2 separate regions of the Homo sapiens genome follow, and region 1 is linked to region 2. Evidence: read pairs that join two places in POLR2A ChIA-PET (ENCODE). Cell type or tissue: Caco-2. All regions are shown on one strand.

Region 1 (5,000 bases), 160 kb after region 2:
TTGGGAGGCCGAGGCGGGCGGATCACGAGGTCAGGAGATCGAGACCATCTTGGCTAACACGGTGAAACCCTGTCTCTACTGAAAATACAAAAAATTAGCTGGGCGCAGTGGCGGGCGCCTGTAGTCCCAGCTACTCAGGAGGCTGAGGCAGGAGAATGGTGTGAACCCGGGAGGCGGAGCTTGCAGTGAGCCGAGATCACGCCACTGCAGTCCAGCCTGGGCGACAGAGCAAGTCTCCGTCTCAAAAAAAAAAAAAAAAAAAAAAATGAAGAAAAGTATACTTACTATTCATTAAGTGGATCATCATAAAGATTTTCATCCTTGTTGTGTTCAAGTTACTAGAAAGAGGAGGAGTAGGAAGAAGAAGGGTTGGTTTTGCTGGTCTCAGAGGTGGCAGAGGCAGGAAATCCACGTATAAGTGGACTTGCACAATTCAAACCCCTGTTGTTCAAGGGTCAGCTGGATTCCTGTGAAGGTAAATGTGCTTAATTGTGTTCATAGGTTTGCAAGTCATTGCTTATTTTTGACTGTTGTCTTCAAATGTAGGTCTCTCACAAACCCAAATCACTCACTCATACTCAAGCTGCCTCTTTGCCATATGTGGCTCTCACAGCCTGGTCTGCTATAAACAAAGTTGGTGGCCTGAATGACAAGAATTGCACAGGAAAACGGTAAGTGTATCAGTCAGTGGCAGCATCTAAACCTCTTTTCTTTCCTTCTGTGAGTTCCTTGCAGTAGATTTGTCAGAGCTTTGAAATTTAGTATCATTTACACGAACAGAGCTGTACTAACATTTGAAAACAATTTCCAAAGCATTCTATTTGTGTCAGTTTGCACTTTCTTAGCTTCATTCTGTGGATTCTCAGCCCAATCACTTGGGAATTTTTTAACTGAGATGTGTGGATGGAATGGACTTTAGGAGTCAGAACCTTCTAAAATAATGCAAAATATTATATGTGATTCTCTAGGAAGAAGATCCATATCTTTTTTTTAATGAAATTCCTAAAAAGGTTAAGAATCATCCCATACAGTTTCTAAAGAATGATGTCAAGGTTAAGATGTTTTTTCCCTACCTCTCCCAGGAGTTATTCTCACACTTGCATATTTCTATAAAGGGACTGCACAACTATTGAATATTCTTAAGTTCTCTCAGTCTCAATGCCTAATATCCATTAGGTCAATTCTGATTCCCCAATGCCTTGAGCGTGTACTCATTTGGGTTAGCAGCAACATGGTGACCAGAAATGTCTCAGATGTACTTGAGTTTATATGTAGATTCTGTTGCTTTCCAGTTGGGTGACCCACTCACTCACTTTTTAATGAGTTTTGTTTTGAAGGTTAAATGAGGTAATGCACATTAAACTGGTGACACAGTTTATGGCACGTGGGAGGCACTCAGTAAATGGTGGCTACTGTTGTTAGCAAGGAGGTTGTGGTGTTCCTTGTATTTTAGAAAGTTGCCATCATAGAGAAAACTGATGATTTTGTTTTTTGTTGAGAAAACTAGATACTAAGAACCGTTTAACAATTGTAAGGAAGGAAGGAGCTGTAGGTCAAACTATAATAAATTAAAATAACCTAGTTTTTTTTATTACTAAGGATTGTGTTGGTAACATAACTGAAGTCTGTGTGATTCTGTTCTATTGTTATGAAACATTGCACTTTACATTTAATGTGTTCGGTGATAGAGCATTAAATTTTATGAAAGTTTAATAGCTGTATTTTTGAAAACTTATGAAAGCTATACATCTAGTGAGGTACTACCCTTCCTTATCTTAGAATTCAAGGTAAATATTTATTCTAAAGGTCAACCCTGTTTACTTTTTAAGCTATTGTGGCTTATCTTTCTTGAAGTTGCCATTTTGGTCAACACTTTGTTTAAATTAAATTAGTTTTGACCACATAGATTTTTCTAATGGTTTCTCTTAGTTAATAACCTTGCAAAAACCTTATTGAAGATTTTTAGACCTGTATTGTAATTGTAGACTCTGCAACAGCATTGGTTTTATTGTTTTGTTTTTTCCTTTAAAAACATTATGTTTTCTATGCCTGCATGACTATATGTGCACTATTGTTAGAGAGCTCTCATTTCTTTTACTGGTTCAGGGCTCTGTGGACTTACTTTTAATATACTGTAAAAAACAATTTAGAAGATAAGAAAAAATTTAAAAATTTAGAGACAAAGATCTGTCTCTTCTTAGAGACATTGGTGTGAGTCCTCAGTTTGTTGTTGGCTTTGTGGGTAATTCTTTGGTACTCTGTTATCTTCTGTTTAAGCAACAATGGCCTGGAACTGGGAAGTTGGAGCCCTGGGTCCTGTTCTGCCATTAACTAACCAGGTGACCACATGCTATATATTTATGGTCTCTTTGTGGTTTCCTCTGAGTTTATGAGTATAGGACAGTGTAGGTTTTGAGGAGAGCTTTGAGAAATGGAAAGTTTTAGACCTTATTAGGTGATGATATCTTGTATTGAGTTGGGTCTGTTTATTGATTTAGCCAATGTTAACCAATCTAGAGTGAAACCCATTGCAAAGAGTCTCAACAATTCACATCATGGACTTCTGCTGCATTCACATGTTGTGATCTGTAGGACACATTTGTCCTGAGTGACTCAGTGAGCACAGTGAGACCTTGCTGTCTTAGTCTGTTCAGGCTATTATCACAAAATACCATAAACTGGTAGCTTAAAAACAAGAGAAATTTATTTCTCACAGTTGTGGAGGCTGGGAAGCCTGAGATCAAGGTGACATCAGGTTTTGTGTCTGGTGAGGACCAACTTTCTGGTTCTTTAACAGTGCTTTCTCGCTTGTCCTCATATTCTGGAAGGGGTGAGGATATCTCTGGGGTCTCTCTCTCTTATAAGAGCACAAATCCCATTCATGAGGGTTCCGCTTGCATGACCTAATCACCCCACCTCCTAATACCATCACCCTGGGGGTTAGGATTTCAACATACGAATTTTGGTGGGACACAAACATTACAAACATTCAGACCATAGCACTTGGTACTTGCTGCTCTCAGAAATTTCGGTTTACTGAAATTACCACACATGGGTTATAATAATGGCCTACCTCTTTTAACTGCTTATTTGTGAGAGTCACATGAGAGATGTGAGCACCTTAAAATACTGTAAAAATACTTTTAATGAAGAAATTCTATAATGAGATTTTATTGTACCTAAACTCAGAAGTTCCAGTGTCCAAAGTGGATTTTCCATTTGACTATTCATTGTGATTGATGGAGCATATTTTGGCTTCAATATGCTAAGCAATAACTGTTCTTTTTCTGTTAGCTATTAGCTATTGGCATTAAGGCATGCCTTAGTCTGCACAAAGCACATCAGTATTTGTTATCAAAGATGAATCATCTTTTTTTTCTAATCAGTTAATTAAAAAAAAACAAAATTAACAATGACAAAAACACCTATCAGCACCTTGGAAGATTTTATAGGATTTCTTTATAACAAACAGCTTATTTGAAATTAGGACAAATCTTTCTAAGGGTTCAATGATGTTTACCTTTTTCCCCCTTTGTTCTGTAGTTACTTTTCTGCAGCAGCTGAGTATCAGTGAACCAAGGAAATAGTTTATTCTTGATGTCATATAATACTGTCATTTTGTCCACACATTGATATCATTAGAAAATGTCAAGTGAGGCCAGGCGCGGCGGCTCATGCCTGTAATCCCAGCACTTTGGGAGGCCGAGGTGGGTGGATCAAGAGGTCAGGAGATCGAGACTATCCTGGCCAACATGGTGAAACCCCGTCGCTACTAAAAATACAAAAATTAGCTGGACGTGTTGGCACACACATGTAGTTCAAGCTACTCGGGAGCCTGAGGCAGGAGGATCATTTGAACCACAGAGTTGGAGGTTGTAGTGAGCTGAGATTGCGCAACGGTACTCCAGCCTGGTGACAGAGCAAGACTCCATCTCAAAACAAAAAAAAAGAAAAAGAAAATGTCAAGTGAAAATTATTTTCTTTTTATCAGCCCATCTATAGTTTCTTCATGATTTGTTCAGTAGGAACACATAGATAACTTAGGGCTCTCAAGATAAGTAGAAATTTTTTTAAAAAGTTGTTACAACCGGATATTTTTTGAATATGTTAAGATTTGATGGTTTTATTTATTGGTAGTGTCATTGGTGCACTTGAATATTTCATGCTCTGCCTGAAATTCATGTCTTGCCGGGAAAGTTGTACTTCATTCTGTTTGACAGAAGTATTAAAAGGTGTTAGGTGTAGTGTTGCGTGCCTGTAGTCCCAGCTACTCGGGAGGCTGAGGCAGGAGGATTGCTTGAACACGGGAGGCGGAGGTTACAGTGAGCTGAGATCATGCCACTGCACTCCATCCTGGGCAACAGAGTTAGGAATTGAACTATTCCTCCTCCACAAAATAAATTTCACTTTTAAATTGTGTATACTTGCAACTCAATGAAGTGAATTTAGGAATACTTTTTTTTTGATATTAGGTTTTATGGCAGTAAAATTTTGTCATGTAAGTGTAAATTAGGTGTCTGATTAATTCTGATATAGAATTATAGAATTAGGCCCAGAGTTAAAAACATTGGGTTTATTCCCTACCGATATGCTTATATTAAAATTAAAATGACAGCCTTCTTCTTTCAAATGCATTCTAAGGCCTTTTCTTCACCCCACCACCACCTGTTTCTTCCCACTCCCCAAGCCCATTACCCTTTTGGACTTTAAGTTTTCATTTGCACCTGACTGGGTTGTATTGTTAGGGGGGTAAGGGGAAGTAGAAAGAAACCCCAGCTGTTTTCTTGCATAAACAAAGTATGGGGTTGAGGAGGCAAGGAGAGTGAGAGTGGAGGCTCTGGCTTGGTCAGTGTGATGGAAATGAATCTTCCTTTGCTTCAGGTCTATTTTCCAGGGAGTCCTGGGTGGGGGGGTGGGGGCTGTGGGCACTTGAAAGAATAGCAGAAACCTCACTCCTGGAAATTTGTGTTTTATACAATAGCTTTCTAAGTGACTAGGTT
Region 2 (5,000 bases):
TACAGGTGTGAAACACTGCACCTGGCTCAAAACCCTTTTTATAACAAATAATTTCAAATGGTCTCTTAGTTTTTCTGAACTGGAATTCATGAATAATATAGTTAACTTACATATGAACGACATAACTCACTCAAAATCAGTGTAATAAATTCCTTAACTCTGATATAAAGAAGAAATAAAATAAAAGCAATTTATAACAAAAAAAGTCTGAGGTCGGGAGTTCGAGACCAGCCTGACCAACATGGAGAAACCCCATCTCTACTAAAAATACAAAATTAGCCAGGCATGGTGGCACATCCCTGTAATCCCAGCTACTCAGGAGGTTGAGGCAGGAGAATCGCTTGAACCCAGGAGGCAGAGGTTGCAGTGAGCCGAGATCGCACCGTTGCGTTCCAGTCTGGGCAACAAGAGCAAGACTCTGTCTCAAAAAAAAAAAAAAAAAGTGTTTCAACATATAAATGTTCAGGCACATTTACACCAAAAACCACAATGAAGTAGTCAGATACAAAACTGCTATGACTGGGATAGCTACAAATGCAAACTAATAGAGATATATTGTCCCGGAGATTGCACTGGGAGCAGCGTGACTGTGGATAATGTGTGTTTCCAAAGCAGTGACTAAAGGTAAGGTTCTGAACGAAGCAAAGAACGCTTTTCCCTGAATTTTCACAAAAGTTGAGTTCCTAGAAATCTGGTGTGTATTAAAACTGTGCAAACAATACTTTGGGTATAAAAAGGGGGCTGGGTGTGGTGGCTCATGCCTGTAATCCCAGCACTTTGGGAGGCCGAGATGGGTGGATCACTTAAGGTCAGGAGTTTAAGACCAGCCTGGTGACCAACATGGTGAAACTCCATCTCTACTAAAAATATAAAAATTAGCTGGGTATGGTGGCGGGTGCCTGTGATCCCAGCTACTAGGGAGGTTGAGGCAGGCAAATTGTTTGAACTGGGGAGGCGGAGGTTGCAGTGAGCCAAGATCATGCCACTGCACTCCAGCCTGGGTGACAGAGCAGACTCCGTCTCAAAAACAAACAAACAAACAAAAAACTCTGTGTGCAAACAGGAATTAGGTTCCAGGCTCAAATAATTAAAAATAGATTTTTTCACCCACCAGACTGCCTGGCAGCTCTTTAGAAAGTTGTGTGACGTATGAACCAGTTCTTCCCTATATGAGAGTGTACCGTACATCGCAGGCTGTCCAGCATCGACCCCACTGATGGATGCTAGTAGTCCTCCCCGCCAGCACTCAACATTGTGACAGTCAAAAACATCCTCTCTACATTTTCAATGCCCCTGTTGGGGTAGCAGGACTCCCACTGAGAGACCCCAGTAGAGATGGTAAGTGGAGGCAGAGCAGCACCTCTCACACTTCCATGTGCCCTTGAATGCCCCCACGGATCTTGCTAACATGCAGATTTAGGATGTCTGGGGTGGAGCCTGAGAATCTGCATTTCTACCAGCTGTTCTTGGACCCAGGCTGGCGAGATCAGAGGAAGAAGAAATGACCTTGGGTTTAGGTAGCAAAGACTTCACAGAAAAGAAGGGAACATAAACAAGGTTTTGAAGAATACATGGAGGTGGAGCTGATGACATCCCACGAGGTGCAGGCTGCTGGGAGGCAGGCACACTGGACCAGCGGAGAGGGATCCGTACGTAGCAAACTGTGCCCATAGTGAGCAAACAGCCTTGAGCCAACAGCAACAGCACTGCTGGGCACAGAGGGTAAAAATAACAACTCCCTACTGGGGTTGAGTCTGCCAGACCCTGGCAAAGTTCATTTCTTTCAATAAATCCAGCAGCGTCCCCTTTGATAAATACTGTCAAAGCTGGAACATGTGATGCTAACAAAATATGGTTTTAATTTGGGGCCCACTGCGCTCATGGTTAAATACTGCATGTGTGTATACACAAGCAGACTCACAGCGGGCCAAGTTAATATGCCTGGGCTGAGAATGGCTAAACCCATAAGGATTCAGTTATACAGATTTTGCTGCTCTGAAAAGCAACCTAATCACCACCATCAATTCTAATGCTCTAAGACTTGTTAGGAACATGGAAGCTTTTAAAGTTCAGCCATTTGTGCATTTGCATCCAGTGCAGACGCAGGGGCACATTTGTTTTCCTGATATTTTATGCCTACTTTATTGTCATATGTTGTCTGACATTCTGAAGATAACATGCTGTTTTAATCAACAGCTCAACACTGCATTAAAACTTGATGGTCCATAGCTTTGTAGCAAAGGGAGGTGGGGAGGAAATGAGAATCAGAGTTTAGCAACAGACCGAGGCTTGTTCTGGTGGGATTAATTCCTGGGAACACAGAAACTCTCAGAGTTTTTGTTAGTCTGTGTGTGTCAGTTTTGGAACAGCCCAGGGAAAGAAGGAAACTGGCTAAACAAGTTTCAGTCTGGCCTCTGCGGTGGATGCTGCTGGTAACTGGACCTCCAGGCCATCATGAATAATGAAGAAGTCTGCTTCTTCAAGAGTGCAGGTCACAGCAACTGCACCGAGGCAACTGCCCAGCAAACCAAAGATTACAGCACCTGTCCAGTAATCTTATGGGGGAAACAAACAAAGCTGGGGAATGCAGTGAGCAGCAGGTGTCCTCAGGGCGGTAGGAGGGCAGAGAAAGTGAAGAAGCCAGGTGGGTAGTGGGAGTGGGAACCTACCCGAAGTTCCCCAGTGCAGGACGCAGAACAGTTGGCCCTTCCAGAGACCAGCTCCTCAGGAAGGCGAAACTCAGGGAAGGGAGCTGGTTGTTTCATGAAACAAGCAAGGATCAGAATAATTTCCTGAAAGGACTAGAGGTTTATCACATGCGGAATACCAGTATGAAGGGAGCTGCAGGAATTCTTCATTCCAGGAGGCACCTGCCCTGTTGCATTTTGAAATTGGCTAAAAATGTATTTCTATTTTATTATTATTTATTCGTAGTGACAGAAAAAGCCTGAGATCCTGTGAGCAGCGACTTCCCAGTTAGTCACTGGTCAGCTAGAGACTAAGGTAGAAAAGCTTGATGGGAATACTTAAATTTTGCATACCCATGTTTATTTTTTGTGGCAAAAGTGAAGCCTGTTTACTGGAGAAAAATATAAGTCCCTAAACAGTGCAGACATTGTTTAAAAATCAGGGAGAGTCCTCCTAGTCATGAGGGGAAGTCCTTCTTTAGGCTACTCAAAACTTCAAAGTAGAAGGTGCTTAGGAGCAACCAATGAGGATTGAGTGAATTAGGGATTCCCAAGGTATTTTCCACTGGTCTCTAGGGTCCTCTATGTTTTCCCTGGTGTTCCGGAAGGAGAGAGAAAAGGCAATTCTCCCTACCCTAAAAGCTGTTAGTTGGTTTGTAGCCTTGGGGGATGCTGGTCAGATGCTGCCTAAGCCGAGTGAACATTCAGGGCATGGCTGCACTTGGCACTGGCTTCTTTTTTCCTTGGATTGCTTCCTCACTAATGGAAAGGATTGAGAGGAGGGCCTGGCAATTTTATCTGGAAAAATAATTCAGATTTCTAATGGTATAGAGATTATGTACCATTAGAAAGGGCAGGGGAAAGGAGGATTTGTTCCTGCGTATTCATTACGGTGTTGAAATGCTCTAGGGACAAGAGGTCAGTGGGCATTGAACCCAAACCAAATTTAGCAATGGAATAAGCCTCTAATTGGGGCCTGGATTCCACATTAAAAGCTATTCTCCACCTGATACCTTTTAAAGATACCGCTGCAGTGTGTAAATTTCATGGATTTCTCTCATTGCAGGTCCCCAAGCATGCTAACCATGAAGCAGTGATATCGCACAGCACCTGCTTCCAGCAGCCCGGAGCCAAGGGGCAAAATGGAAAGAGTCAGCATTTCTCTTTTAGGTTCTCTGCCTCTCTAGTGTGTAAGCTTTTAACCCCCACTACGCGTCTTCGTTCCATTCTCCTCCAGTACCCATTTTAGTGAGCTTCTGTTGTTTCTGCCCCAGGATATCTCTAACAAAGAACCAAGATATTTATCAGGAGAACTTCTCCCACTCTCCTCTCAGTCCTTGGGGATCTGATGAAATGACACTTCTTGGACTGTGGGGTGGAGCATGTGAGTCACACCTGGGCCAATCATTTTATCCTATTTCGTGACCACATGACCAATTCAGGGATGGGAACATGACCCAGGTGGAACCTATGAGAGGCAGTGAGATCTTTCCAGGTACTTCCAGGAAAGAGGGTCTCACTTTTCCCTCTATAATGTACACCAGAGAAGGTGTGTGGCTGAAGCTGCTACCATCCTCTTGTGGCTACAGGAAGCTGGGATTAATTGTAACAACGCAATTGGCAGATCTGAAAGCTGAGAACAAAAAAGCAAAAAACCTGTGTTCTAATAACACTATATATGAGCCCTAAATCCAGCTATGCCTGGAGCCAGTCTTACTGTGGAATTTTTAACCTAAGCTGGTTGATAAATTATCTTTTCATTTAAGACAAAGTCATGGCAGATTTTTTGCCACTTGTGAGAAGAAGACAGATACACCCAAGAAGCTCCTGTTCTTTCTCATTAACCCATATTAAAACCCACTTTCGGGAAAGGATTCTCCATTCTAAATTATTAATAACTGATAATGCTTCAAAGTCAAAGTATGACTCCTTCAAGAAAGTTTTCAGCTTTCAGGATTTGTTCAGCAAATACTGAGCCCCTTCTGATGCAAATAGACATGGCAGTGTATGCTAGGAGGAGAGTGTAGCCAAGTTTTCCCATCAAACTCGGTATTTCAGTGCCTAATTTTGGCCATTCAGATAAGTTTCAACTTCTAGTAATGGCCAAGTAAATTATATCTAACTAAACCTTCTGCCAAAGACAGTGGTAAATTCTGGACCCAAAACACAATGATAACAACAAAACCTGTTTGAAGGTTCTTGAAACTGGCCAACATGGTTTGGTTCTGCAGACAAAAACTGAAGACATGACCCTTGAAAAAAGGAAATCACATATGGTGAGATACACATTTATCAGGTTTTCCTTCAGCAGCG

The links. ChIA-PET counts read pairs that join two places held together with the same protein. Peaks named below come from ENCODE experiments on the same cell type or tissue, not always from the same donor. Only the 100,000 strongest peaks of a DNase experiment are listed, where the experiment ranks them.
Region 1: POLR2A ChIA-PET joins it to region 2 with 6 read pairs; 2 of 35 experiments call an interaction of 5 or more read pairs at or near these places.

Annotation. Positions count from the first base shown.
Region 1 is chr6:106,614,873-106,619,872 of GRCh38, reverse strand. RTN4IP1 (reticulon 4 interacting protein 1) reads left to right here. Exons shown (of 9, transcript NM_032730.5): 4 at 547-671. Among named protein-coding and RNA genes, the nearest start is that of RTN4IP1, 12 kb to the left of the region's middle. RefSeq lists an enhancer at 4,933-5,000. In Caco-2, no CTCF peak of the experiment used is centred here; no DNase peak of the experiment used is centred here.
Region 2 is chr6:106,771,115-106,776,114 of GRCh38, reverse strand. The region is part of intron 1 of LINC02532 (long intergenic non-protein coding RNA 2532); the gene reads left to right. Among named protein-coding and RNA genes, the nearest start is that of MIR587, 11 kb to the left of the region's middle. RefSeq lists an enhancer at 1,415-1,915. In Caco-2, no CTCF peak of the experiment used is centred here; a DNase peak (open chromatin) is centred at 2,554.